2 separate regions of the Mus musculus genome follow, and region 2 is linked to region 1. A link is a loop called in an ENCODE intact Hi-C map of the cell type or tissue named here. Cell type or tissue: left cerebral cortex. All regions are shown on one strand. Each heading gives the region's core, and the rest is flanking DNA. Links, peaks and the distances in the headings are about the cores only.

Evidence for each region. Peaks named below come from ENCODE experiments on the same cell type or tissue, not always from the same donor. Only the 100,000 strongest peaks of a DNase experiment are listed, where the experiment ranks them.
Region 2: it touches region 1 in a loop (12-fold over the local background); 12 of 42 quality-filtered maps call a loop at or near these places.

What each region holds. Positions count from the first base shown.
Region 1 is chr11:89,709,494-89,725,251 of GRCm38, forward strand. It overlaps a transcript of Ankfn1 not described here. Among named protein-coding and RNA genes, the nearest start is that of Ankfn1, 20 kb to the left of the region's middle. In left cerebral cortex, for the core only: a CTCF peak has its summit at 11,553 (motif pointing left); DNase peaks (open chromatin) are centred at 9,189 and 11,555.
Region 2 is chr11:89,408,585-89,424,342 of GRCm38, forward strand. It overlaps Ankfn1 (ankyrin-repeat and fibronectin type III domain containing 1), which reads right to left. Exons shown (of 20, transcript NM_001327810.1): 16 at 14,185-14,335; 17 at 12,525-12,693; 18 at 3,406-3,572. Among named protein-coding and RNA genes, the nearest start is that of Gm42088, 44 kb to the left of the region's middle. In left cerebral cortex, for the core only: no CTCF peak of the experiment used is centred there; no DNase peak of the experiment used is centred there.

The DNA of each region.
Region 1 (15,758 bases), core at 5,218-13,217:
AAAGATGTAATTTATCACTAGGGAACAATTTTTGAAATACTTGATATTAAGGCGCGATCATCTTCAAACACTTTCTTGATGAGCTTTTACGTAATTTCATCCAAACAGGACCTTTGATGCTCCTCTCCACTGTAGATCTGCTTTTGACTTCACCCTCTCAAATATAAAGGGCTTTGCACAGGAGTACAACAATCTTACCCACACGCCTGAATTTCTTTTGTTTTTCCCTTGTTAAGACATACTCCCCCATGCCCAGTTTGTTTATTTAGGACAGAAAAGGATCTCCAATAGGTGACTATGACCAGTCATCAACCAGTGTAAGAAAGAAAGTTTTGCAGAGGGTAGAGCAGAAGCTTAGAAAGGGCTTATGGAGGCTCTAGCTTCATGAGACTCCAACATGTGCTGGAATCAACCTTGCCTAGGCAAATGCCCTCTGATCCTTGCAGGTTTGTGTCTTCTGCAGACAGGTCCCTGAGGGAACAAAGAATTTTCATATAGCCACAAACCACCAAATCCTGCATTCAAGAAGACTCCAGTCTCTACTGGAACACTCCTTCTTCCCCAGCCCCAAAGCATTTTTTACTCATGCCTCTGTTAGACCTCTGAACACGTACAGCCTCAGGGAATTTAAACGTTTTAGTGTTGCTTCTGCTTTTTGTGTACGGCCTGTGAATGAGCACGCCCACTTCGTCTGTGTATTTTCATCTCCAGTGTACAGTGGCTATTTTTAGAATAAATATCATGAACACGTGTATGACCACAGCTGTGGGAGGTCACAGAGTAAGGGTCTTAGGACTTCTCCTATGGCTTTACTTTATAAGAGCAACAGGACTCTTAGCCTCAGTGACTTGAGCAGAGCCAGACTTCTGGCCACACATATTCGATTGAATTGATATACTTTTTAATCTTTTTCTTCCAAGGCTCCCTATAGCCATAAACTCTGATGTACATGCATCTTCTATGGACAAGTGAGTGTGTGTTCAGAAGCATGTACACAGTTGTGCACATTCATGTGGAGGCCAGAGGACAACCTCCAGTGTCATTATGACATGCTTCTTAAGTTGGGTGGCACTGCTTACTAAGTCGGCTGCCACAGTTGCTCGTGAGCCCTGGGAACCTTTCTGTTTCCTCTTCCCCAGCGCTGGGATTACAAATGTGTATCACCAGCTTGGCTTGCTTATTGTGGGAGGGAGTACTATATCTAGAACTCAGGCCCTCATGACTATGGGGCAAGTGATGTGCTGACTGATCTACCTCCACCTCTTTAGTGTTTCATTGGCTGTCTATTCCAGCCATAGGCTTACTTGTGGGAATTCAGAAATAGCTAAGAGACCATCTATGTCTTTCTTTGTTATCATCTCAAATTAAACCACTCATCGAATTTACTCTTTGTGTTTGGTGTCTAAACTTCATTTGCTATCATGTATGAAGTTTTAAAAATCTCTGTCCTAACTATGTGTCCTGTCATGGCAATATGACATCTTCCATATATTTGTTCTACCACCTGTTTGGATACATTCATTCTCCTCCTCTGGGCAAAAACCCTGCTTTCACCCTATCGATCCTATCAGAATTTTGTTTTTACAATACATTCTTTCTAGTCTTTAGAAATGTATACCCAGTCCTGAGCAAGAGCTTTTTGTTCTGATATCAAAGACCACAGTCTCGACCTTCTGCAGCCATTGCCTATAATTCCCTTCATTTCCAAGTTCAAGCCCTTGAGCTAGGAGTGGTGATGCAAGAGTCACTGCACCTTCGGCATCTCTCTGCACATTTCTACCCAGCACACTCATGTCCTCTCCTGTGAGAGACAGTGGATGGCAGGGCAGGGGATCTTTCTGGGAAGTCGCCGCCGTTCATCCTCCATGTGTTTTCTAGGCTTTGCCTCCTTGGGTATCTCTTAGTGTACAGTTCAGACTGTTGCCCACGTTCTAGTTCCTCTGAGAATGTGCCCAGACCTGTCCTACCTGATGCTCTTTACAAATCTCTTGCTATGACAGAATTTTATGTCACTGTTTGTGGTACAGAGGATTAAGCCTAGGACTTCATGTACTCTAGGAAGGTACTCTTCCACTGAGCCATATCCTTAGCCCAGGATGTGCCTTTTCATCAATAGCTCCATTGCAAGAATCTCGGTGGTAGAGTTGATCTTCTCTTTTTATATCATGCACATGACTTTTGACTCTATTTCCAGTTACAGCTTTGCATGTTGTCTTAGCTACCTACTTCTGATTCTTCTACTCTTTTATCTTCCTTTTCTATAAACTGGATTAAGAAAAAGAGTCCTCGGTTTTTCTTCCCTCCCTCCATCCTTCCTTGTCTCCCTCCCTCCCTCCCTCCCTCCCTCCCTTTTTCTTTCTTTCTTTCTTTCTTTCTTTCTTTCTTTCTTTCTTTCTTTCTTTCTTTCTTTCTTTCTTTCTTTCTTTCTTTCTTTCTTTCTTCTTTCTTTCTTTCTTTCTTTCTTCCTTCCTTCCTTCCTTCCTTCCTTCCTTCCTTCCTTCCTTCCTTCCTTCCTTCCTTCCTTCCTTTCTTTCTTTCTTTCTTTCTTTCTTTCTTTCTTTCTTTCTTTCTTTCTTTCTTTCTTTCTTTCTTTCCTAACCACTGAAGCATAAATGTAGAAGGAACAGGAATCTTAATAAAAAACCTAGAGAAAAAGAAGCTTAAAATGGATTCTGAAGGTTGGAAAATTCTAACCAGTTGAGTCACCATCCTAACCCTAAGAACAAGGAAAACACACCAAGGCTGCAAGAAACACTTGCTCCCAAGCCCTGCTGACTCAAATACGTACCTGTCCATTCATTTTCTCTGAATACATTTTTCTGAATATATTTCTGAGTCTACCTATGTTGTTTTTAAATAGCTGGTACTAAGATATTGGAAAGCTTTGTAATAATCATGATTGTCACGTCTGGACATCCAGCATTGTGCACATTGGAGTGATTTATTCAAACTCTGAAGCTTATTTTCTGATCTGTTAAATTGGGGCAGGAAATAGTCCTCTGTTTCTTGCTTTGTTTGTGAAGAATAGCAAAGGGACACCAACGTATGCATGAGCACGAGAGTGCGTGTACACATACACACACACACACACACACACACATATGCACGCACGCACACAGGCACACACACACACACACACACACACACACACACACACAGTACAAACAGTAGTAGTATGGAATTCTATATTCAAAGTTTTGCATTTAAAACTTGTTTGACATCCGAGGCTAGCATGAATAAGCCCAGAGCCTGTATGAGCTGTTTTCCCCCAAGAACATAATCCTGGCTGTCCACTCTATGATTTCTGTCTCTTTCTTCCCTTAATGAAAGACAGTAAGGGAATCCACCTTTTTCCTCTTACAGTTTACAGCTTTTCCCCTGGAGTCCTTCAGAGCAACACACCAGAAGACAAAACAATAAAACCAACTTCTGCTCCAGACGAACAATGTATTATTGAAAAGGAGTGAGAAGGATCAATGTTTCCTGAGTGCTTTATTCAAGGGTAGAAAATAGAGAGCAGTAGAATGTAATATCTTCTCAAAACTATAAATTAATAGGTTTGGACAGTTGTATTGCCTTTAATTAATTAGTTGGTTAGCTCTCTGTCTTCCATTCATTCCTTGCACTGTGAAACGATTTGAAAATATACGCATTACATCTGATTAATGATCCAGGGTTTTTTTTTTAATTTTATTTATTCTTCTCTCATACAATATATCCTGAATGCAGTTTCGTCTCTCTCCACTCCTTGCCACACCTCCCTCTCCCTCATATCCATATTCTCTTCTCTCTCTCCCCCCATGAAAGAACAGGCCTCCCAGATGACCCAGAGTTCTCAAAACCCTTGTCATTTCTGACATGGTCAGGAGACTGGGAGACTCTTTTATTCTGATTTTTGGTTTTGATCCCACTCCCTACACAGAGCTCCTGAATCCTTGGTTTCCTGGAGGGAAATCATCATGTGTCCTAGTGAGGTGACTCTTGACTGTGCTTCCGAATGGGCTCAGGTCATGAGAAAGAACGAACCATGATGGAAGCTTGATGCTTTCAGCAGTAGTCTTCATTGTCCAGACAGAGGGGGCATGATGGTGGACACGCAGGTAAGAATGGATAATGACTATATAAAAAAATCATCATTAGAACTATGGACTTGGAGATCTAGGCTAATGAAGATGTCTGTCTATATGGACACAACATACCCCAAGTCCATATAGATGGGCACAGAGTTTCCCATCTTTGGAACCTTCCCCCACTTCAACTATGCTCAGCTCTTCCATCAGGCCGCTTAGTTGCCCATTTGTATTCTTTATTGCATTCTCCATCCATAAACCAACCAAAGGAAAGACATTTCCTTCAGTCCTATGAGCTGCCATAGGAAAGCAACCAAACTTAAAAGGGTGCATGGTAGGAATCAAAATAATAGGCTATGACCTACTATGTGATTGATGTCCATAGTAGGGTATTGAGAACTTAATGAGGGGTACTCTTTGGGGGGGTAAATAATGGTAGAATAAATCTGTGGGGATTCCATGCAGCTGGCTGTGTCAGACGGCTGTGCTGACTGGCCTGCAATAGTAGTTCCCTGTGTCCAGTGGAATCTGTGCTGACATGGCTTGAGAGTTAAAAGCAGAATGCACTGATGGGTATGGCCTCAAGGAGTCTGGTAGATGAAGCAGAAAAGAATAGCCAGGCTACATAGACCAGAGAGGCTGAATTCAGTGAGTGTATGGAGGAAACACAGATCACACATACCCATGTGTGCGCGCACTCCCCTCCCCCCTCCATGTATACCCAGCCCAAATAGCACCAAAGCTAAGGACAAATGTTCATGACTATTTCATTTTGAATCTGTCATGCTTTTTGTTTTTTTTTTCCCAGTAGAGCAGAACAAAGAAAAACACATGAGTGGCATTGAGAACTTCACTGTTTTTGCTTGAACTCGCCCATGCTGAAGTTGATTTTAATTTAAATGTAGGGTTAGTTTACTTTGGAGGTCACAGCACACAATCAAGCAAGGGTAGTCAGCAATTATCTGTCACCATGTAGAGATCTGGAAGCCTGTACACTCACAGAAAGATCATTTGCTAGTTTTTCACCCGGAAGGAATTGTTCAGCCACCTCCAGGATGCACAGACTTAATGACAGGACAGAGAGGTTGATATTTCTCTGCTTACTTTTGCAACTCATGAAATGGAGAATTCACCTTCCTGGGAAGCTCAAAGAATTCTTTTTCTGGTAGCCTTTCATTTTGAAATAGAATTACCAGCATAATAATTTAAAAGAAAACAGAATTGACATTCTCATGACCCTCTATGATGTGTGTCCCCCCACACACAATCTATGTACCCACAATCTATGCACTCAATGAGCAAATTACAGAGATCCATTCACATCCACATCCACTGCAGCACAATTCACAATAGGCAAGTTACTGAATCTGCGGATGGATGGAAACATGGCATATATACACAAAGGACTTTTCACTCATCTACAAAGAGGAGTCACATTGTATAACTTTCAGGGAAATGTATGGAACTGGTCATCACCACATTAAGTGGAAAAAGTCAGACTCAGAAATACGCACACCACATTTTCTCTTCAAAAGCAGGAGACAGTAGGAGGCGGGGAATGGAGAGGATAACTGAAGTGGACTCCTGGCCAAAGCACACGGTATCCAAGGATGGGAATGGCATCAGGAAACTCTTCCTTTGTACAATGAATGTACACTGTGAGGAGAAAGGGGAATTTCCATGGCGATGGTATTTGGATTAGAATGTTTGGGAGGTGACTGCATAACTAACAGTGACACCTCACAAATGGCACTGGTGCCCCTATAAAAGGGACCACAGAGCTCCTGTCAGCCTCTTTCACTACAACACACAACAGGAAGAAGTCAGCAGCTAAACCCAGTCAAGGGTCCTCAGTAGACAATCCTTCTGCTGGCATGTGGTTTCTGATCTCCCAAGTCTTCAAAATAGCCAGAGCTAAATTCCTTTGTTTGTAACGCATCCTGTGTCACAGAACGCCAAAAGCCCATAGGACTTTTCTCCAAGATTTATGGAACTCCATCAGTGTATCAATTGTATGCCTCAGAGAGAACTTGCTGCTGCGGACAACGGGAAAGTTACAAAGAGAATATAAGTAGTTTGACTATCTTACATCTCTTCTGAACATATTAAAACAGTCACTAGAATGTTGTCTACCTCCTTAGAAAAGTACACCCTGAGAATGGAAACCATGTAGGAATTTACAGATGAGCAATGCTGAGCTGACCAGCCCTTCCTCTTTTTGCTGTGGGGTTGGTGACATCCCTCCATGAAGTCCCCAGAAAGTCCCAGAGATGTTTTAGTTTTGTTTCTTTGTTCATCAAATGAGGAGACTAAACCTGAGCCACAAAACAGGACCATGATGGGGGTTTTGTCTGCATGGAAGGACCCACCTCTGCCTACTCTCTTCATAGCTCAGAAGAGCTGAACTAAAAAAAACCCAACCAAACATAAAACAAAACAAAACAAAAACAAAAAGACAAGCTATCTGTCACAGATCACTCATAGATGTAGTGGGAATTCGGTGACAAACCATGGATTTTGGATTTTAAGGAATCTATGGGCATAATATTTTTTCTCTGGGACTATCTCAGGAGATTGTCAAAGTTAGAATATACATTTGTAGACTTAGGGTTATTCTAATCATCAGAGGAATCTACATATGGTCAAAGATTCAGCACAGGATTTTCTCCATAGTAACGTAAGCCTCTTCCTATAGTCTCTGTACAATCACCACTGGTGTTAATTCTTGCCCCAGTCAGTCCTGGCTGTGGGATGTGACTGACCACACAGTTGCAGCAGTTCTGAAATCTGGGGATGAATACCCTCGTAGCTGATCCATGGTTGAAGACACTTGTCACCAGTCAAGCTCTCATGAGAATCTAGTGTATTTTGTAGTGAAAGATAGAAATGTAGAGTCAGGAGATACCCGGGTGGGTACGAAGACTTGCTTGGAAAGGATTAGGACCCGAGTTCAGATTCCCAGAACACACATAAAAGCCAAGTGTGGCTGTGCTTGTCTCACCCCTGACTCTGAGGACAGAGACGGGGAGGATAGCAGCGGTTTGGTGAGCACCACCTTAGCCAGGACCAGGACCAAACAAACAGACAAACAAACAAACAAACAAACATGCCAGAAAACAGCAACCTCCAGGTTTGGTGAGAGACCTTGCCTCCGGGGACTAAGGTACAGAGCAGTAGGAGAAGTTATTTGCAGCCTTCCCCTGGCCTCCACATGCCATATCTGTGCACATATGTATGCTGACATGCATATACTACACACAGATTTATTTTCTCAGCTGAAGCATCTCTGGTAGTTTCAGAGACCTTCTGGGTCATATGTTCTATACAAAGTTCTTTTGAAGGTCTTCTGAGTATCTCACATGGAGTAACAGGCTATCACAAAAGGTCACACATTCTATACTTAAGACACGTCAAGGTTAAACAGGGGCAGTCACTCTCAAGATCTAGAGAAGAAACTAAAAACTATCCATGTGGGTGGTGAATCAGGGAATCGCTAATCTAGGCTCCCCAGCCAAAGTATTCCAGTGCCAAGTTCTATTGCCATTTGTGTGTGCATATGTGTGTGTTTATGTACATAGGTGTCTTAGCTAGGGTTTTACTTCTGTGAACAGACACCATGACCAAGGCAAGTCTTATAAAAAACATTTAATTGGGGCTAGCTTACAGGTCCAGAGGTTCAGTCCATTATCATCAAGGTGGGAGCATGGCAGTATCCAGGCAGGCATGCTGCAGGAGGAGCTGAGAGTTCTATGTCTTCATCCAAAGGCTACTAGTGGAAGACTGACTTCCAGGCAACTGGCGTGAGGGTCTTAAGCCCACACTCCCAGTGACACACCTACTCCAACCAGGTCACACCTATTCCAACAAGGCCACACCTCCAAATGGTGCCACTCCCTGGCCCAAGAATATACAAACCATCACAGTAGGTGTCGCTACGTGTGAAAGCCAGAGGACAATTTTAAGATCATCCTCAGGAATGGCATCCATCTCTAGTGAGACAGGGTCTCTCACTGGCCTGGAGATCACCAATTAGGCTAGACTGGCTGGCTAGCATCTGCTCCTTCAGCACTCGTGCTGCCATGCTTGGCTTTGTATCCTGCTTCTGGGAATCAAGCTCAGGTCCTTATGCCTTAAAAACACCAAGCCATCTCCCAAGACCACTGCCCATGAGTCTTGACAGTCCCTGTATATAGATTTCTTAGGTTCTCCCGTATCACACAGGTTTAGCATTTGAAGGACAGAGACAGAGATTGGTTTGCTTGCACGTCTCCTTTCGTCTCAGATACTCCACTCCCTTTGATATAAATGTCCTTTGGCATTTGTGAAAATGTAGTCTTTCAAGTGGCTCATAGAATACCAAGAGGAAAAAAAAATAGTTTAGAACTCTGCCAAACACTCGGATCAGCCTTCCACTGTTCAATCCAAGACGACTTGACAAACTGCTCTACAGAAAAGCAGTCCTTCAGAGGCAATCCTGCTTGCCAAAGCCTGCACTTGGGCTCCGCTAAACATCAGCGGCCTGAAGACTCTCCCAGGTTTTGCATGTCCAAGAGCAAAAAGGACGCCTCAGTTCCAGTGAAGAGAACACTCCTTCAACTCATCAAAACGCCCCTCGGTTGGCCGATCAAAATATCCTGCAACTCATGGAGCTTGCAAAAACCTTTCCTAGCTAACCTAACCTGGGCCCACTGAGAAGTCAATAAAGAAACAAGACGCAAATAAATTAGCATTCATCACTGCCGATCAAGTATAAATATTTATAAGGGAAAGATGCAGCCATTTTGAGTGACAGGAAGACTGGGACCCCACATAAACAGTTTTTTTTTTTAAAAAGTCAGACTTGAGACACTGCACTTTGCCTTTTTTTTTTCCATTTCACATCACCATAATCACCTAATAACTATTTAAATGGACCCATTTGCTGTAACTATAAAAGAACCGTGTAAACTTGTTGTCATCTAGACACATTAGCCGTGGTGGAGTCAATGAATTTCAACAGTTACTTAATATCTCGGCCACTAGCTACCTTAAAACTGCCAGCGACGGGCTGCCAGGAAGCTACCGTAACAGCCCTGCTCACCGCCTCCCGGAGCAAGACACGAGCTTCGTTTATGAATGCGAGCATTGCTGCTCTAATTAGGCCTGGGAGAAGTTTAACAACCACCCTACAGTATTGCTGCTGACAAATACAAAAATAAAGCCTTGTTCGAATTAGCAATGTGAAGTGAGAGGGGCTAGAAGCATCGGCTGTCTGAGAGGCCCCGCAACAGCTCTAATCTATAGCAAGGTTATTTTGGTTCATAAACTGTTAGTATGTTACCTGCAGGAGGTCTCCCCTGTAAAATGAATTATAGTAAGCTATATGTGATAATTAACCATGCATTAGCAAATATCTTGAAACAGGGACTCTCTGTTTTCTCTGTATTTTGACTAATAAAAGCATGAATTTGTTCAACAAATGATCATTTAGGTTGTAGAATTCTAACCATATTAGAAGGGACACACGGAGCAATGCACCATTGTACTGGTCTAAGGGTTTCCTTACCCAAACAGGCTGCTTAACGGGCTGTCTACATACTGTGATGCCATTCACAGGCCGAAAAACCACAGCGCTGAGAAGACAAATACAATATACATTTAAAATAATATGAACCTTGTGCTCTTATTTACTTAAAAATCACCCTAGATGTGACAATTAAAAAGAAAGCCGCAGATTCAAGTTCTAGCTCAGAAAATAATCTTGCGTTTCATTTCAAGGATTTCAAAACAGCTCCCACACAGTTTTTTTTCAACAATTAAAAAATACACGTAATTGTAGTTTTCTCAAAAATAGGGTGTCTTTAGAGAGTTTCAAACATGCTCTGAGAATGTAGAACTAAATTAGAATGTTGAAAAGACATCACTAATTTTCCCCTGAGTTATTTAATTCATCGCACAGAAAGGTCTAAGTGAATCCAGCATATGGATAGTAATGATGGTGAGGGGAGTGTTTTGGGTGATGAAGCAGGTTGAGAAGAGGGGATGGGTTGAGGGAACCTAATTCAGGGAGGTAGGTGATGGGGAAACATCTCCAAAGGGTGGGGTGTCATAGAAATAAGGAGCCCAGGTGTTTCCACCAAGCATACACGTGGTTCTGGCATCATGGAGAGTCTGGCAGCAATGGAAGGTAGCAAAAATCCCCTAAACTCACAGACCTTCCCCTTGTCCCACAGGATACCGATCACATCTGTATAGAAAGGAAGATCCCTCCTTCTCCCGCGCCCCACCCCACCCAGCATCTAACCTCACAGCTAAGCTATATATATTTATACGTAGTCTATACAAACACAGGCACACATACACAGCTCTAAAAATAGTTGAGACAGACCACTAAGGCAACTTCAGTTTTTATCCCAATACCTGTGACCATGGGACCAATAGTTGTGCTTTAAATAGTCTGCCCTGTTCCCTCGATCCGTCGAGGCTATCCCTTCTCTGCAGCTTCAAGACTTTCCATGTTTTCTCCTGAACAGCTTCCAGGGGGCATCATGGATGCTAGCCCCATAGGTTTTTGTGGTTATATGAGAATATCAGAATACCCAGATTAAGTTAAGTGGCATAAGGCTCTTTACTGCAACACTTCTCCGAACCTTTGCTGCCACTGTGGGGCATATGGCCTATGTGCAAATATTAGCTATGCCTAGCCAGCTTTGGAATGAATATCTAGTTTTACATGGTTTTGCCAGTGATATAAAAATGGACTAAAGATACTGAGTCTGAAGCGCTTCTTGAAGGACCACATGGCCCAAGGACTAATCAAGCATTACATGACTCCCCAATCTGTCAGCATGTAGGTTCTGAAGAAAGGACGGGGCTTCCTCAGTTTGGCTGATGTGTGATTCTCTCCATAATGAGAACATCTTTCCATTGTGAAAACTAGGTCCTGAATTGTGTTCTCTTGTTTGATGGGAAGGCTGCACGAATATAGGTTCAAATCCTGCCCTTCCTCTATGTACTAGATGTCAATGGTTCACCATCCTGCCCCTTTCCCACGTCTACACCATATGGTGAAAACAAATGGTCGAAAAAACACCAGTCATTGCTCATCTCATGAGATAACATCCACTGTAGAGACTCATTCTACACCTACACCCTTGTGCTGTAAGTTAGGCCCAACCTAGCCCCAGTGCTTATTTAAGAAGCAGAAAGAACTCAGAGTAGATGCACAAATAATAGCTCTCTTTGGGACATTTATGACCGATGAGTCAAGACACTGTACAAAGGACTTATTTGTGCACTTAACCTAATTTTGAGACTCCGTTTCTAATCAGTGAAACTTTAAAAAAGAAGTATGGATCCTTCATAAGGAGAGTGAACTCTTTTACCCACCCAGCTTGCATCAGGACCAGTCTTAAAGCTCAGTGCTGTTTCTGCTCTATACATTCTTCAAAATGGTACTATTAATTGGGCTGAGGAGCAAGTGTTAAGAGTGCCCCCTTGTGGTCACCGGGGGACTTGCAGTCCATCTGGGAGAAGGCGGTGTGAAACCTCCCTTAGGCTCTTTGTGAGCAAATTCAGGCTTATTTGTGTCTCTTAGTGTTGTGCCCCCAGGTCGGTCTGTATGTGGCTTTTACATTCCTTAATAAAGTAATAGACATGAAAGAATTCTGTGGCTGATGCCAGCGGCCACAGAGAACACCAAGTCTAAACTCAGCTGAAGGTAAACAGACGGGGCCATCCAAGGAATGTAGCAATAAAATACTGGAACCTAGGACAGAGCTTCCCCTCCCCCTCTATTTTTCTGGGATGGTTGTGCCAGGGTGAGGGGTGGATCTCTTTAAAGACTGCATGCCTCCACTGTGATCTGCTGTCATCTGTCAGAGGGAGCGAGTCAAAGAATCTTTCAAGAAATAGCCTTGCTCCCTTCTCTGAGTATTCAACACCCCCAAATCTCTCAAATCAAATCCAAAGACAATTATATTTTTTCCAGACTTAATTTAATAGCAAAAACACCACTGGAGGACTGAATGTGGTATTTGACTTTTATTTGGTCCACTCTGGGCATCACCAGCAGTTTTATTCTCCAGAGTGTGCCTTTGCAGTGAGTTCCTGGGCCCACAGAGCTGTCCAGGGGCACTGGCTGGCAACCTCACTCCCTATTCGAGATCAGCCCCAGGGCCAGGCCAGAGACAGCACATCAGTAATACTCCTAAGTGCAAATATGACTCAGTATTTCTTCTCTGTGTCTTTGTACTCTTTATTCTTGGGAAGGAAAAACATGACCCTCATCTGTCCCCAGACCACCTTCCCAGCCTTGTCCAGCACTACCACAGTCACATCTCAAGCTGCCTGGATGCCATTTCATTGTGTGCCTTAGCCAATGCATTGGCATATTGTCTGTTCTGCTCCCATTCATAGCGCTGGTGTATATACTATGGATATATATATATATACATACATATATATATATATATATATATATATATATATATATATATATATATATATATATAGTGACAGGCAAATGACCTCTATGTATCTTCCTATGCAAACCTTTGTCAAATGGAGACTATTGCAGGGTCACTTACTTCATCAGGCTACCTTAAAATAAAACGAGCACATGGCTTAGCTGGTATTTGGCACATGAGAAGTACCTGGATAACTTCTAGGTGTCCCTATACCACATTTGCTTCCATGAGACTTCTAGTGTCACCTCTTGTCTCCTCAGTCCCCTTGCTGCCCTGTTCTTTCCCAATCTCTTTGCTCTTTGCCCTGTTGGACTGGAAATAATTCCAGTCAGTTGGTTGCTGGTAGCTCTTGGTTCAGCAAGGCACATTGCTGGCGATACAATGATAAGCCATGGACAGGAGCTTGCTTTGTGTAGTCAAAGAGATCCAAAGGAGGTCAAGGAGATGAAACCTAACCAAACTGCCTGTCTGAAGTAAACGCAGGCAGTGTGTCGTTGGATAGGGTCTCAGTGTGACGTGTCAGTGTGGGATGATCCCCAAAGGCTGTATGGCAAACCTGGTGACAGCACTGGATCCTTCAGACACTGAGGACTGAAGGACCGGGAGAGGGTGGGTATGGACGGCTATATGGAAAAGTGAGGCTACCTGACAAGGGACTTCTTTGCATCTCTCATGCCAACTAGAATGTGAGATCTAGGAAGAAACCATCACAGAGCTTTAGGCATGTGGGGAGGCCTCACGGAGACCAGAAGCAAACAGTAGGAGGCAAAGGCTGGGGCAACCAAGCAGAGTTTTGGTCTGTCAAGAGTGGTCTGGTGAGGACTAACCATTTAGTACTAAGTGGGGGCTGATATTCTAGAACATTCCAGGAGGTATTTTAATCCATTAGTATAATTAAAGGGGACAATTGAGTGCATGTTCTTTTGACTGATAGAAATTCCAGAAAGAAAGTAAAGAGTTTTTTGAGTTTTTTTTTTTTTTTGTCTTCGGTGAAGAGATGGCCGTGCCCTGGGTCAGGGGATAGGTAGAGTCTTGGGCAAAATAGTGAGAGTGAATTTGATCCCAGACTTCAGTCCCTTGTAAGCCCACATGCTTGGGCTCCCATTGTGTCCGGTGCCAAGATTCATTTCTGGAAGATCCCACACTGAGTCTCTCTGTTTGGATGCTCATGTGCCGTAGAGGAGCGCACTGGAGGAATCAGAACTACATTGACCTCGCTGACTCTGGGACCAAGCAAATCACACTGAATACCCAGAGCCTGCCCAATGTGTAACTCACAGAAACTATGTTAAAACCAAAAGAGATAATTATATAGTTCTGAGACTGTGCCTGGCTCATAGACCAACAGCACACCTGGGAACCTATTTTCAAAAAGGCAGAATCTTAGTCCATACCCCAGATAGACTAAATCAGAGTCAGAATATTTACTAGACATCTTACTCCGTATGTTAGAGTTTACTAGCCACGGGACGAGACCATTGTCAGCACACCCAATGTTTTTCCCGCTGTCTGTAGACTCTTGGCAGGTCTGACTGATTATTAGCCCACACTTAGAGCAGAAGAGGTGAATTTAGGCTTTCCTTCCAATTCACGATCTACTAATCCTGCCAGGAACGCCTCCCAAAGCTCTGTCGATTTGCAACCATTTATTTGCAGTGTTCTAGACACACACACACACACACACACACACACACACACACACACACACACACACACACATTCATTCACACATCACACACACACACATTCATTCACACATCTACCACAACAAGCCAGGCCTGGATTTGTTCTCCCTGCATGCACAATTCCTCCTGACTTCCTGACTCAGTCCACCAGTTTCCAACGTTCTGAGTTCACACTTTTAAACTTGCTTTCTATTCAGTATATTGGTAGCTATTTAATGTAGTTGTTTGGGTTCTCACTGGAGAGAGGAGCACTTTCTCCGCTAGGCTGAAAATCGTCTGTGCTTTCATATAGTCTGAGAGAGGCCTCAGAGTACCTTTCATATCATCTGGCTGGCTCTGGTCCACCTCACAGTTTGCCATAACCCCACCTCTGATCTGGCCATCATCTTTGAGATGAGATCCACCAGAGTCTAACTTTGTATAGCAGCAATCCCAATCCCTTTAATGTGCTCCATGCAGGGGCTGTGCTGCAGCCCCAGAAGTTGCGGATGGACGAGGAAGCCCCTCTGGTCCACATAGCACAACATCACAGAGCTAAGCCTATGCACTACAGAACACAGCTTGTGGATTTACCACGAGCTAAAACGTCCTGGATAACATATTTAGCCACTTATGATATCATCTAGAACAGGCTAACTACTCCATCGAAGCCTCGGGTTCCCAAACATGAAGTGGGAAAAATAATGGCACAGGATTTAATGATCTCTTGCAAATAAAATGCTTAGGATGGTTCCTGGCACACAGTAAGTGCTCAATAAATGTTTGCTATTAATATTGAGCTCACCGTATACAAAGAGGTTACTCTCTGCCCTCGTTTTTCCACTTCATAAGCAAACAGACAGCTCAGACTTGGAAGAGAGCTCTGGTGAGCTCCACCCTAATGGAAGCCAAGCGGTGCCCCATAATCATCAAAAAACAGCAGGTGCTCTCCAAACCGCACACTTGAGGAGCCAAGACCAGTCCCGAGAGTCCGTTAGGCTCCGTCTGGCTTTCTATAGGGAATATGAGCACTTTCCTTTTCAGGGACTATAATTCATGGATTAATTAGGCTATTTGATTTTCTTTCTTTTTCTTTTGCCTGTCCAGAGGACCTCATTAGCACCTCCATTAGCATTTGGACAGGGATGGACGCGGTGGTGGTCGGATCCAAGCATCCAAAGCAGGAGATGAACTCAGGGTTATTTTCCCCCTTTAGGATCTTGAGCTTAAATGGTAGAAAATAAAGATTTATTTTTATTCTGTGTCTATGGTCATCTGCATGCGCATCATGCGCGCTGTACGCTCACTCGCAGACCAGAAGAGGGAGTCTGAAGTCCTGACACTGACGTTACAGACAGTTGTGGGCCACTGTGTGGGTGCTGGGAACCAAACTCCAGCACTCTGAAAGAACGACCGTGGCGCTCAACTGCTGAGGCATCTCTGCGGCCCCTGGGATCTTGAAGGTTAGCTGTGGAGAAGGTGGTCAACATGATGTGAACAGGGTGGGTGGGGCCTGCCCATTCACAGTCACGTGGTTGCAAAAACACCATTGTGTGCAGCAAATGCTTCTAATCAGG
Region 2 (15,758 bases), core at 4,230-12,229, 300 kb before region 1:
AAAGTATGCTAAGCCTCAGGTCTTCATGCTTTGACATTTCTTTTTTCCTCCTCCTCCTCCTCCTCCTCCTCCCCCTCCTCCCCCTCCTCCTCCTCCTCCTCCTCCTCCTCCTCTTCCTCCTCCTCCCCCTCCTCCTTCCTCTCACTCTCTCTGTCTCTGTCTCTGTCTCTGTCTCTCGTTTTCTTCCTTCACTCATTTTGACATTTCTACTGCCTGTACTGTCTATAAAGCCTGTATACCTTATCTGCGATTTTTTCTATGACTCCCCTGGTCCAGACCTCCCCTTTTTTGGCTACGCTCCTTGGCTTCTTTTTCTGAGCAGTATTTACATAGACTCCCCTGCTCTTTACAATGTTTGGTTTGTGTAGTAACACTGTCTTAGATCTAGGCAGAGCTGGCAGTTGCCTCTGCAGGCCCTAGTTATGGTGTGTGGTGGGCCGAGCTGTGAACACCAATGGCTGAGTGGCTGCAGCTGGTTTTCATTTTGGGGGCGGAGGCTAAGAAGTCAACACAGGTAAAGGGGAGCCAAGACACTGGGTTGTCTGCAGGCAGTGAAATTGCTCATGTCGGGGCCAGCGGGGTGGCATACTGAAGGCCGGGGATCCAGGTAGATGGTATGGAATTACCCTACTCCAAGAAGGTAGTTTTTGAACACTCAGGGAACTGGCTTTTATCCAAGTCTATGTGCCTACGGGAGTCCGGAGCAGGCAAGAATTTTGAGAAAGTCTTGGCCTGGCCTGCCATTATTCAGCCTACTTAAACATTTGATCAGAAGGAATGAGAAAAGAGGCTCAAGGCTGGGTGAGGAGCGAGGGGAGCACGGAGAGTGGCCAGGAATCGAGGAGGATGCAGTCATGGATTCTGGGAGGGCACAAGATGTCCTCATCAGATGAATGAGATTTGGAGAAGCTTATGGGGGAATAAGGCAGAAACACAATCCAAAGCATGGTTAGTAAAGTGTTTCTTTACAATGTTTCTTGTTGTGGGTCATAAAAGTAATGCTAGAGTTGACTAGGACCAGAGAATTTCTCCAGTCCAGACCTTCCATTGCAGATATGAGAAGCAAGCCCTGCCGCCCATCTCCAGATCAAACAAAACGTCATCTGCTCTGAGACAAATTAGAACTAAAAGGTGTGTTTCTTGACTTCAGGACTCTTTATTACTGAGACAGTGTCTCTCTATGTGTCCCAGACCCGCCTTGAGCTCCTCGTGTAGCCCAGGCTAGCCTTGAACTCTCAGTCCCCCTGTCTCAGCCTCTCTATGGATTTACACGTGTGTGTCAACATGCCTGGATTCACCATGGCACTGGACTCAAAAGATGAGGAGGGGGTTGGAGAGACAGTTCAGTGGATAGGAGCATTTGCTGTGCAAGCACAGAGACCTGAGTTCGGATCCCGGTTCCCACATAAAATGCTGGGCGTGGTCACGGGCACTCTCAGGTAACTTCAGTGCTGAGTCGGGTGAGGAGGAAGGGTTTGCAGAAACAGGAAGATTGCTGAGATTTGCTGGCTGCTAGTGTGGCTGAGAAACGACAAGCTCCAGGCTCAGTGAGAGACCCTGTCTAAAGAGGGTGTGTAGAACACTCGACATCCCTCCAACTCTCTGACCTCTGAGTATATACAGGTGCACACACCTACATACTCATGTGCACATATCACACACACACACACACACACACACACACACACACACACACACACACACACACACTCTTACACACTCTTCAGTGTTATCCTCATCTTGTATCCCCCCTTTTTCCTATGTTGTTTCCGCTGTCAACATCTGTTCTTTATTTGGAAATGAAATTAATGGACTGAATGTTTTAAGATTCTAAATTCTACAACCTCAAGTGGAGAAGCGAACAGGTACTTCTTTGGTCCGAGGGTCATTCTCATTTACAGATGAGGGAAATAGGGTAATTCTTTTGCTTAGTGACAATTTCTTTCCAAACATTACCAAACATTTATTCCTCTCGTTTTTATGTTTCAAAGGACTTTTACTTCTAGCCTTTCATTGTTTGGTTTTGAGACTTTGTCTGATGTTTCCCTGCCCCAAGTTCACTATGTAGCTAAGGATGACCTTGAACTTTTGATCCGCCTGTGTCTACTTCCTGAGGCATGTCTTACCATGCTTGGCCTTGTCTTCTTATTGATAAATGAATATACAACTTATTGATTAGTTGGTATGCGCCAGGCACTTCATGGGCATTAGCTTACTAAGTTATTTCTGTAACACTAAAATAATATTAAAACATAGGACAATTATCACACACCCCTCCCCCTTTTCTTTTCTTGGTGACAGAGTCATGCTATGTAACCCTGGATAGCTTATAATTCTCTATGTAGATCAGACTTGCCTTGAATTTTCAGAGCTCAGCCTACTTCTGTCTCCTGAGTGCTGGAGTTAAAGTGTGTCCATCGTTAAAGTGTGTTAATGTGTAACACACATTAAAGTGTGTGTTATTGTGACTATTTTTCATAAATGAGTAGTAAATGGGGAACGTGTGTGTGTGTGTGTGTGTGTGTGTGTGTGTGTGTACATGTGAATATTTATGTATGTATGCATATATGTGTGTAGAAGTTAGGGGACAACCTTCAGGGCTATTCCTCAGAAGCTTTGTCCACTCTGCTTTCAACACAGGGTCTCTCATCCTAGGCTGGGCTGGGCCAGTGAGTGCCAGAGGTTATCATACCCCAGCCTCCCTGAGCACAGGGTTTACAAAGCATGCCCCACCCCCTGGGATTACGTGGCATGCCTGATGAACACTTTTCAGTGTGGCTCCTCTGGGCCTCATTCTCCCAGGTAAGTACTCTACTCAAGCCCAAGTGACTTACCTATCAAGCCCCAAGTTCACAATGTTTCCTCAAATTGCGTTCTTTTTACTTCTTATTTGGATAGTTGTTGGAGCTTCTGGTCTGGCTGGACCTTTAGTCCCCTCATTAAATGGACCAGGCAGACTATTCAGTGAGCAGAAGCACACAGACTTCTTATAGTGAACCATCAGTATGACTATAACAGTACCCATGAGGGGTATGACCTCCTTGCTCCAATATGGTCCAGTAGAGCTGTGAGAAATTGTGATTTTTTTTAATTGTGGCCTTTGGTTATTGTTATCATCCAATCTTGTCCAGTTTCCCAGTCTGGTCTGGCTACCCCATGTTCAATTTATGCCCCCACCAACCTGGACATCTTATCATTCTCCAAATCTCATCTTCCTGCCTGCCTGCCTGCCTCGTCTGTTTATTATTTTCTCTTTGGCTGCTGAACTCTGTTTCCGCACGGTGTATGTAGTCTAGCCCGTTCCATGAGCCCAGCTTGAATGCCATCACGACCTTCCCACGGCATCTTTCCTACTAGCCACAAGTGAACATTAAGAGCATTACCCTCGGGGAACGGCAGCTTTACCTGAATAAAGTCCAGCACTTGCTGGTGCCGTTGTTTGGCAGCTGCGACCTCGCTGTCTGAGATTGCCTCCCTCAGGGACTGTTGGGTATTCAGAGAGTCCAGCTCCACAACAGCAGAAAGGCGGCAATACAGACTAATAAATTTCTCTCTGTAGCTGCAAAAATGAACTGGAAAATGGACAAGCAAAATAAAACATGTTAAGATCTGGTATCAAAATAGAGAAATTCATACAGCACAGAAAACCAGTCGAATGGAAACATGATTTATTAACCCTATCAGTGGAAAATATTAAGCCATAAATAAATTATAAATGTGCTCTTAAGGGGCCAGTTGTCTGGCTTTAGTCAGACAGTGTCCCCTTTTAGGTTACCAACTCCTCGTAAGCTATGGGGAAGTGGGTTGGCTCAAGCTGCAGTTTAGGTGGACTTTTTCCTGAAGTTGGGGGCTTTTTCATACATAGTCTTGTGCCACGTAATGATGTTTCAATGATGTCTGCACATGTAGGGGTGGCCCAATAAGACTATGTCACTTAGTGATATCATAGCCATCTAGGTTTATATAAATATAGTATGTGATGTTTACAAAATTGATCAATGATACAAGTTTCAGAAGTACTGAATTGCTAAATATACATTATTGTTTGTAGGGCTACACACACACACACACACACACACACACACACACACACACACACACACATACACACACACACCCCAACTTGGAAAAACACTTTAAAGACAAAACAAAAACAAAATCAAGTAGCAACTTGTAACCTAGATTTGATTTTCAACCAAGTATCTTGCTTTCTCTGCCTAGATGATGAGACATGCTTTTCTTAGGTTGTCTCATGTCTAACTAGAAATTTCCCGTAATTGTGTTTGGATTTTAATCCTTTTCTGCCTGCTTTCCTTTTGCAACTTTGGAAGGATAGTGGGTTCAAATTCTTGATCGAACCCCTGCCTCTCTCCCCCTTTTTTGTCTGTAGATTTGGCCTTCATTTCTCAAATACACTGGGACAGAGGCCACAGGGGAGAATCTAAGCTGCCTGTTCATCTTTGCTCCTTTTTAGGAAAGGCATATGGCAAGTTTTTCTACCCTCTGGGCAGCTCTGACTACACACTATGACCTAGGCTTCCAATGTGGTGGGACAGCAGCCTGGCATAGGACAGTGTGGTTCGAGGGTCTTCTTGACCCTTCATCAAAGCTGGAGACTATTTCTCATTTATTTTGTGTATGTCAGACATTCACTTTCCAGCCTTTGAAAACAGGATCTTTGTAAGCTCATGGATGTTAGAATATTTTTGCTGTGTCTTCTTGGGTGAGAAATTGTACTAAGACCACCCAGTTTACTACCTATGCCTCGCTTTGCTATAGATTCTGGTACCTAATGCCCAGCCACCTGGGGAAGCTAAACCATCACACCTCAGAATGGGATATCTGTTCATCTCCACTAGTGAGGAAATCTTGCTCCTTTGCAAGTGAGATATTTCTGCGTATCTTATGTCCTTGTCTGCTTCCTTGCTTGATATCCTTTTATGAGAAATTTTAGGTCAGTGGAAGGGTGACCCACACTGCCTTTGCTCCCATGGGATAGAAAGAGGCGAGAGTGAGGGCTTCAGTTCTCTAGCTTCACTGGAGCTGTGTCTTACTCTCTCCAGGCTATGTTTCCCTCACTTGGCCTATCTTCAAACCTGGGCTTGATTATTTTGTTACCTGCTCCTTCCTTCCTAGCCTTCCTATACTCTGTAGAGCTCACAGAGAAGAGTTGATCGCATGCTCTGCCAGCGAATGGTAAAGCTCATAGCCTTTGCCCAAACAGTGGCATTCCCAGGGAATTTCCTCACTTAAAACTCTACAGAGATCCTTCTTTAGGATGAAAATCCAAACGTCTTTCCCCCAATAAGGAAACTCTTACGGTCTAGGGTTGAATGCGAATCCTTAGTTGTATCTTTCATTATACAGCTAGCACTTGACACATGTCCTCCCTTGGCTAGAGTGAAGAGTCTCATGGCCTCTGTTTCCAAAATAAACTTGTAAATGACAACAAAAGTAGACTTTTTTTTCTTTCTAAAATATGAAAGATGACTGGGCGGTGGTGGGACACACCTTCAATTTCAGTACGCTTGGGTTTTGGGGGAGGGGCAGAGGCAGGTGGATCTCTGGATTTGAGGCCAGCTTGTTTTGCAGAGTGAGTTCCAGGACAGCCAGGGCTACACAGAAACCCTGTCTTGAGAAAAACCATAAAAGAAAGAAGAAGAAGAAGAAGAAGAAGAAGAAGAAGAAGAAGAAGAAGAAGAAGAAGAAGAAGAAGAAGAAGAGGAGGAGGAGGAGGAGGAGGAGGAGGAGGAGAGGAGGAGGAGAAGGAAGAGGAAGAAGAAGAAGAAGAGAAGAAGAGGAGGAGGAGGAAGAGGAAGAAGAAGAAGAAGAAGAAGAAGAAGAAGAAGAAGAAGAAGAAGAAGAAGAAGAAGAAGAAGAAGAAGAGCAAGAGCAAGAAGAAAGTTGACTGTGAAGAAACCAAGTGATACTTTTGAAAGAAGCAGTATCCGTTCCATCTGAATTCTTGAAGACTGGGATATTCAGTTTTGTCTCAAAGGCCAGGGAATCCAGTTTTCTCTTGCGTTTTGTGGTAGGAGCTGTGGCTCAGTGGGTGGTCTCCCATGCCCACACCACCCAGTGCCATCCATGCCACGCTCCACAAGTGAGTTACGAGTATGTTTGAGCTGCAGCGCTTCCCCTGCTCCAGCGGTTTCTGTCCACCGCCTTGAATGTCACTTTGACAAATGTTACTCTAACATAGTCTTTTGTGGTTTAGCAATGATACATTTGGTAGCCATCCCCGAGGAAGGGAGGAGAGACTGGAAGCTTCTAATTTTTTTTTTTAAATGTGAATCACATGCATTTTGCAGACAAACTGGTATGAGGTGATGATAATGTCATTATTGGGACTACATGATTTGTGAGTAACACACAAACTAAGACCGATTCTCTGTGATGGTATTTCTTTTCTATCTCCCCACTGTAGAACGCAGTGACAGACTAGAGTACAGATGCTCTGAGCGCTCATAGGACAGTCGAGTAGAAAGTGAATGGATTAAATACCAAACAGCTGTGCTGTTTGCTACTAGTGTGTGAGAGGTGATCACCAAGGGACTCGGTCTTATCCCTAAACCTGGGCTAAGAAGGGCTCTCTTAGAGGAACCAGCACAGTGTTAGTACAGTACCCAACATACATACGGAACATTCCAGAATTAGTTTGTTCTAACTCTCTTCTCCTATGCCTTTGATTCCCAGGAAGAACGAAACATTTAATAGTTCAAATATTAGCCCACTGGGGTTAGAATAGTCTAAGAATGCCCATCTCTGCAAACCCCCAGTCTGTCTGAAAATGATGACCTCGTTTGAGAGCCACAGAATAAACAAGATAAGTCTAGTGCCACAAGTCTTTGCCAGGGTGCCAGAAAGCATCTAGGCCCAAGGTGCTAGAGCCACGGAGTCCTGGCAGTGAATGGACCGACATCTGGAATACAGGATTTGTATCGTAGATCAGGAAAAATGGGGATTACGAAGAAAGGTTGATGCTGGGCCGTTTCCTTCAAGACTGGGGTCTGGATTCCATTAAGCTCATTGCCTAGACATCGCACGAGTACCTCAGGACTCATCATTTGTCAAACTGAGCTCATCCTCCTCCCCTCCCCCAACGTCTTCCTCCCCTCGTGTTTCCTGCTTTGGTAGATGGCAATGCTATCCATCTCAGACCCCATTCCGACTCTCTGGCTCCTCCATCTTGCCCCTCAGCTGCATCAAATCAATCACCGAGTTGCAAACATTTTTAACTCCCGAATCCCTTTGCCTTTCTTTCTACCCCTTAAAGCCCCACTGTGCCAGCCTTGCTTCTGAGGTCTTACCATTGGCCACCTGCACCAGTGTCACAGTATCTTAATGGTCTCATCGCCTCTAGTCACAGCACCAGTACCCCACTTTTCTGTCTTCTGTCCTCCCTAGAACTGCTGAAATTCATTAGGCCCGTAGCATCCCTTTCCTTAAAACCTTTTCACCATCCTTTCTTGTCCATAGGATGTAATATCACCTCCTTGGAATGAATGACAAGAGTCTGACCTTCTAGCTTCCCTGGAGGTGCTAAGCATACATTGTGCTACGAAGGGCAGACCTAATCGGCGTATCCTTTGTGTGTGCTGTTCCCTTGGCTTAAACTGGTTCCCCTCTCCAGCTTCACCTTTCATTTTCTGAATTTTGATTTATTCCCCCGTGGTCCAGTTAAAATATTCCCTCTGAAGGAAGATCTGGGTGTCGTTCCAAAATTCAAGGGCTTCTGTCTTACAGTAGGGCTTTCGTGTGCTAAGATTGCTGATAGAAATGCCTCTTCTCTCTGTAGATTCTGAGATTCTGAGGTTTGGGTATATAGCCTGTGTGTCCTGAATGTCTGCAGGTCCACCCAGTACAGTAGCTTGTCCTGTAGTGGAAGCTCAGCAAATGAGTGTTGAATGAAGAAGGGTTTGGCCAAGGTTTTTTTTTTTTTTAATTCTCCAGAATTCTATCCTTTTAGTCCAATTAGCACAAATTCCAGAGCCAAGGAAATCAATAAAAATCAGCTTTTCTCATGGTAGGCTTGCTGTTCGTTGAGACTGCCCACAGGGTCAGGGCAAGGTGACCTCCTCAGTGCAGGCTAGGCAAATCCTCAAGAGGCCACGTCATTGGATGGTGTGTCTGAGCCGGTGACGTTGTTTTCCCTTTTCTTCTGGGAACAGTTTACACAGTGATGCCTAAGGGCCTCCTTACGTGGGCTTTCTGGTCTTGTAAAGGTACTGTTTTACCTAAAGGGGTGGTGGAGTGTCAGCCCTAAGGCTGTGGATAGGAGTGGGTCCTTTTGAAACGGTTTCTCTTTGTCTTAATCTGCCTGTCCAGAGCTTGAGACACCTTTTGTCAGTCTCTTTCAGAGTCATGATCTCCTGTGGGTGTGTCCTACTGGTCGTTACTCCTGGAGACAGGAGGCTAATCTTCTTTATCATTTTGCCCTCGCCACATCTGTTTGGTGATGGAACGGGCTGGGATACAGTTTTCCATTGCTGGTCAGTAAGTTATTTACGATTCCATTAAAGGTCACTGGTGGGAGCAAAGTTGGGTTGCCAAATCTCCAATCTTTCCATGAGGTAGATGATGATGACTTATGCAAGTCAGACTGAAACAGACTGCACCCCTTCACTAGAATTTACATATTCCCATAATTCACACCTATTCACATTTCATTAGAATTCCCTTGTTATTAAAGTTTTTCCTAGTTCTGACTGAATTTCTCAAAACATTCTTTTCTTTCTCAGACATGCTCAGGGTATCTTTACCACTTATGGAAGGAGCTAGAGCACAAGGCCCTCGTTAAAAACGTTTTCCTTAGCATCTTCTTCAGAGGGGGCTGGTCCATTATAGCAAAGGCTTAAGAGATTCTATGGAAGTTGTCATTAATTTCTTAGTGGGCTGATGCCCAGTGGAGGAGAAGAGAAAGTTCTGGTCATTTAAGGATAAGGTGGGGTTTGCCGTGATCCTTACTAAAAGCCTGCAATATTTTAAAACTTGTTTCTGACACAAGGAACTTTGATCTGGACAGTGTATCAGTTTCTATGCACTGGCAACACTGCTCTGTGGTCCTTAAAAAAAAAAAAAAAAAAACAAAGACACTGATGGAATTGGATGTGCCAATGAAACAAAGCCCAACCACGTGGCCTTTTCCGGAAATTACATGATGCTCATTAGTCAGTTAGATAACCCATGATGTAGCCAGAAGGGAGGGACAACGGAGAATCAGTTTGTCTTTCGGGGGGAAAAAAAGGCAGCCTTAAAATGAGGAACTGTGAGACACAGGCTTTGATCTATGGTCTATTTTTCATAGATTAAGGCTAGTGTGTATGGTCTTACAGTTGCTTTTAACAACAAAAGTAGGTAAGACAGATCAAAGTGGAAGACACAGTTGGATACGACTATATTACTCTGCTGGTCATATTTCTAAGTCTATATTTATGTATTTATCCCTGGGTCCTAGGAAGAACCACTTAAACTATGGCCCATGGATTTGTGGCGTCGTGATTCCCCGAGAGCTTATTAGAAAAGTGTATTTTCCAGCTCTCTCTCAGCCTCCTGACCCAGCATCGATGGGTCTGGGCTCCAGAAAGCTATGTTTTAACAAGCTCTCCAGGTGATTCTTATGAACAGTAAACTTCGAGGAACATTATTCTAGGGCATTGTAGCCCTAAGTATGTGTTTTGTGGATATTTTTTTTAAATAGATGCCATGCCAAAAATGTTTCCAGTTCTGGTCAGATGATTTCAGAAAATTCTGGGTTAGACAAAGTCAAGCTTTCTTTCTTGTGTGTGTGTGCGCGCGCGCGCGCTTATAGTGCATCTTGCAGAGCTTTTAACACTATATTGCTCAAAACTATCCACTGAGTTTCATGTTAATACACATAATCAATACACCTCATTTCCAGTCAGAGTCTCTGTGTGCTGAAGGATCCAGCTTCTCCCACTGTGACTTCCTCTCCTGTCTTTGTTGCTCTTTCCTATTCCACACTATATACACTGCTCTCTTGCCCCCACACACTATTACTCTAAGGCCTCTGCACTTGTTTTCCCTGTCATCTGGAAATGTCAGGTCTCTGCCCAAATGTAAGGTCTTCATAGAGGTCTCCCCAGGTCATCCTACAGAGAGCGGCGGCCCTGTGGCTTGCTTTTGCTCCCAGCCCTTACATCTCTGACTTTCGTTTGTGTTATCTGCCCTTCGGTTGCTCATTTGTCTCCCCCACTAGGACGTGCACTCCATGGGGAGCGGCTGATTTATCGGGGCCTCACCAGCTGCAGTGTGGAGAGGCCCAGAGAGCGGCATGATGAAGGGTGGCCGGCCAAGTATACTACACTACCCTTGCGGGATCCATAGGACGCCTTCAAATGTCTGTGACTCACAGGATCCTAGCAGGCATATACTGTCATAATATACACTGTCATAATTGATCCCAAATCATTGATTGTTCCACGGTGTCACTGAGGCATGGTGAGACAAATCTCTCTCTCTCTCTCTCTCTCTCTCTCTCTCTCTCACACACACACACACACACACACACACACACCTATAATTAATTAGAGAAACGGTATGATCCAGGCTAGCTCCACAATGAAGTCTTTTTTTTCTCTCTCTCTCTCTTTTCCTTTATCTATCCTGTGGGAATCACTTGTTCTCTTGGTTTCAGCAGCTACTTGTAGACCCTGCTTAAGTTTTTTTTCACTTGTCCTGCCAATGTGACCTCAGAGACAATCTCCCAATGTTTCTTTCACTCCTGTTAATAGACCTTCACTCTTATTGATGCCCTAAGGTGAGAAAATATGGGGGGGGAAGCTTCTGTCTTAGAGGCAGAGGTGGGGAGGAACTGTGTGAGGGGGGCCTGAAAGGGGAACAGCATTTGGGATGTAGATAGATAGATACATAGATAGATAGGTAGATAGATAGATAGGTAGATAGATAGATAGATAGATAGATAGATAGATAGATAGATAGATAGAAACAGTTGCTCACTCTTGACTACACTCAGTGTTTCTCACACCTACATTTTTCTCTTTTTGTCACAAGCTTTCATCCTACTGCTAGACTTTTAGACTCATCTCTGAAGGTTTTGGCTCTTACTTCACATTCAGGTTACACAACCTTTTGAGCAAGGAAGCATGGCCCCTTCTTTCGGTCCAGCTGAATGTCCTCTCCATGCCTGATGGCTCTGATCTAGCCAAACTGGACCTCTTTCCCCAAATCATCCTGACTACTGTGCTCTCATATCTTTGCTAGTTTGTTTCCCCCTCACAAGAAAACCTTTCTTTTTATCTATGTTTAGTAACCTGCCCATCCTTAAACAACTACTTCAAATATACCCTAGGGAATGTACTGAATAGCCACCCTGGGGCTTTGGGGGATGGCATGGTCACTGTTATTAATCCTGTGACATAGAAAAGGTGTGGAAAGTTCAATGAGAGCCAGTGTCATACTGTAGGGGACCCAGCCCTGTCTAATCTTTGTCTGCAAGTCTGCTTTTAGCTTCTCTTAGGAGGTCTCTTGCCTCTGGAAGATAGCAGTTGCCGTTCATCACCCTCTGGGTGTCCAAACTACTTGGAGCAAGGGCAACTAAGTGGCTTAAGCAATGTATTCTGAAGAGATAAATCTGGATTCAGATGAGTAGATTTCAAAGCGAAGTTTCAGGCAATCACCTTGTGTAGTTCTAAATCTAGGCCTAGGAGCCCTCAAAAAGGGTCTGCCTCCATCCTGTCCACCCACTCACTTAACCTCCCCCAAACTGCAGGATTTATTTAAATTGAGGGAGCCCTGGCTAGTTGCCTCTTACTGGTCTGTTACAAGGTGAAGCACGGAAAGGAGACAAACCCTCCGTGTTCACATTCTCAGTGGGCAACAGGGGTCTCTGCAGAAACTGCAGCCAGGCTCTTCATTCTGAAGGCCAGGGCAAGATCTTCACCATCCAGAGCCCTCATGTTAAGATCACAGCATTGCATCCTGGGAGATCTTATCCACTCCTCAAATTGTCTAGGCTATTTAGAGTCTAGTTAATATCAACCCGTTTATTTAATAAATCAAGATTACTTTTTTTTGCTCATAAGTGATATAAACTCTCTCTATTAATTTCATTGTTATGTTTTCCTAGCTGACTGTGGGGGTAGGGGTAGGGAGAGAGAGAGAAAGAGACAGAGAGACAGAGACAGAGAGAGAGAGAGTGGGGAGGGAGGTGGGAGGAGGGAACCATCCTCATGATCGTATCATTCTTGCACTCATGTTCTAGAACTCGAGAGAGAGAGAAGGCAGAGAGCAAGCCTGATAACTTTCAGTTTAGAATCCCTTCCTCTCCACTGGGTCTTAGCTAGGTTTCAGTAGACACTACTCAGTCTAGTCCCGGAGCCTCACTCTTGCTCACACTTGTACACAGTTCTAGGAAGGGTTGTTGCCAAAGCCATCATGTGATTTACTGACCCTCCACTGGGACAAGGGGGAACAGATATCACTTTGTGATTTTATTATAAGGAGGCTGGGTTAATATTTCTAGGTGAAACAAGCTACTATACCGAGTTCAAACATCTGAAGAGGGAGGTTAAGAAACCCTGAGTGCGGGGTGTAAGGATTATTCTGTCCTGGGGCTGTACAGACGTCGTCTGAGGCAGGGAGCAAGAGAAGAAAGGACACATTGTGACCAATTTCCAACACCTCCTGTGTGTAGAGGCGGAAGTTCCTTGCCTGCAGAGGGACACGCGCAGAGGAAAAATAGGAGAGTTACAACATGGCACTTACATAAACAACACCAAACCGGCATAAAACATCTAACAAAATTACACAACTTCAAGCTTGGAATTTTTATACAACATAAATATTAGGGTTCAGCCCATTTAATAATGCTATATAAAATCAAGATTTAAGGCAGTAATGTTCCACATAAACTCTGAAAACAACATTTATGCTTCTTATAAAAGCAGAAAATGATTGCATTCTGGGGCTTTTCAAAATGATGAATATAATTACATGAAGCAACAAAAAATGGATTGAATTAAAAATCCACTAGTTTCAATTTAAGTTGGTTAAGGGGGAAAATATGTAGTTTCTGGCCAAGGACTGAGAAAAATTTACAAGTATAAAAAAAAATGTTGTATGCACTGTTATGCAGTTAAGCGGCCTTCTCCCAACATGTATATGCAGTCCGAGTCACCAATGAAATACGAGCTGCCTCAAACCCGCTAAATCCAAGAAACCCTTTAATAGTGCCTACTGTCACAAGGAGAGCCGCTGTGTTCTTACTTTTTCTCATTGTGAGAACAGAGCCACCCCTGGAATAATCCAGTGGTTCCCCAAGTGTCTTTAACATCTCCGACGACTTAGTCCATATCAGTGTTGGCAGGTTTGGACTGGCTGTGACGTTTAGACTTAAAAATCAGCAAAATCCTGAGAGTTGGACACTTTTTGGAATTTCTGACTTATTGCCTTTGTGTGGCCAGTGTGTAGCTCTTTCTTTTCTGAAGAGAGACCAGGCCAGTGCTGTCATGAGCTTCCTCATGCAGGATACACTTGGTTTTCTCCTGCTCTGTGTTCATGATGTGTCATGAGGGGCAGGGATGGTGAAAGGAGACAAAACAAGGCAAAGAGCAGACAAACCCATCCCTGACTTCAGCTTGTCGCTAGACAGAGCCTAAACCATTTTTACCCTTCATATGCCAACTGCCAACAGTCTCCTTTGAAGTTCTGACTTATAGAGATGTGCCTATTTTCATTTAGATAATGATTTTGTTAATAACAGACAACATGAAATCAATGTGCAATTGTTTTAAATTCCATGATTATTCTCTTGCCCTTAAAATATTTGTATATTAACTATACTGTTGTTTGGTTATGTACGCATATATGTATAGATTCTTGCATTTCATGATGACCTGAAGCTGAATCTTGAGTATCTTTCAGGGTAGACAAGAGGGTCTTTCTTGCTTAGCCAGAGTACCCTGTGAGTGGGGTCTGGAAAATTCATAAGAGGTTGATATGGAGGAACAAGAGAAAGGGAGCCAGAGCATAGCCCGGCTCTAGCTGGAGGCATTAAATTCAAAACATGCGTGTACAGGCAGAGTGGTATTTAAATAAATGACAATAAACATACATACGTATATATGCCTCTTGAGTAAGTTTTATGATACAACTCAGTTTCCATGAACCATAAAAAGGAGATAAAATGGTAAAGCCCAGTACCTGGTGTCGAGGTATATTGATCTGCTTCAGGAGAGCCGCCACTGCCATCTGGAGCTCGTAGAAGAACAATTGCATGGGGCAGTCAGCATTATGATCCACACTTTCCATAGACTCAGAGCCAGAAAGCTTTTGGATCCACTCCCACTCCTCTCTGTATGTTGAGTCAAGTTAAAATTAGAAATATAAGAAAAGTTCAGAAGACAGCTCAGAACTTTCTTGCTGTGTATGTCCAGAACCTGAATCGGCCAGTTCTGGGTGGTTAAAAATACTATTTATGGAACCTGAACCTTTTGCTACCTAAATGGAGTTCAAATGGACGTCTGCTGATTTCAGCTGGGTTCACCTATCCAAGCACCTGCCCCTCTGAACAATAGGTCAGGCTTTGATGAATCAGCTTTTGAGACTGAAGCTTTCAGGTGTTCATAGTCGCTTCCTGACTCCTTATTTTCCTGTCTCTGTGGATCCTCTGTAAGTTCTAAGAGCCTACGTTTTTACCACAGGGGCATCTACTGGTTAATTCCACAGTTGGCTAACCACAGGACTCTGATCCAACTCAGGCAACAAACCACACGGCACATTTCAGCCCTGGCCTGTTGTAATCATGGGGACTATTTTGGTTTTCGTTCCCTTTCCAAAAGCTTGAAGAGAATCACAAACAGGAACACCAGACAATTCCAATAAAAGGAACCAGGGGACACACATCACTGCCTCCTTCCCTCCTCCCAAACCAGTCACCTGTGTCTCCATTCTGCATGCTCTATAGTTCTTCCTAATGAACTTTCCCAAATGTCAAGCAGAAGGGAAGGGGAAAGAACGGTGGTGGGAGGAAGGGACATCTGGCTGGTCCCCAAAAGCCACTCTTCAAAAGGGGTTTGAAAAGATCAAGGTAAATGCCTCTCGGGCAAAGTTGCTTCCACAGGTAATTTGCACAAGACTCTCAATACGTTCAGTTGGCCCAATTTCTCCTTGTGGCTCTGCAGGGAACTGTAAATGGCTCTCAAGAACAGGCTAGGAAGGAAAGCCCTCCTCTTCATGGTGGAAGAAGACTCTCACCAAAGATTCATCACAGCCCAGGCCCAGTCTCTGGGTCAGAAAACCAAACTGGCTGTGTTGGAGGAGGTTGGTTTTTTTTTTTTTAAAGCAAGACAAACAAACAAGCCAATCAACCAACTCTAAGCGCTCTCTCGCTGCCCTCTTAGAAATGTTTCTGTTTTTAAGAGATCTGTTTCATTTCAAGCCTCATACTGGACAAGACTATGGAAAAATCTATCATTTGTTCCAATAAGAAAGAGAGAGAGAGAGAGATCATACTTAAGTTCTATTGCAATATGGGCATACTTTTAGCTTCACAAATCATGGAAATCCTTGAGAGCTTTGGGATTGAGTTCCGTTTTGATACATGATTAGATGGGAGGCTTATGACTAGCACAATATACACAGACCCTAAAGTACGGCCTTGCTATAATGGGGGTATGGAACAGAATTAGAAAATTCTCCATAAGATTCCCACTGCCATGAACTAGTCAGCATGGGCTCTGAGGATGGAGATGGCTGGAACTTGCGGGATGAAGGCT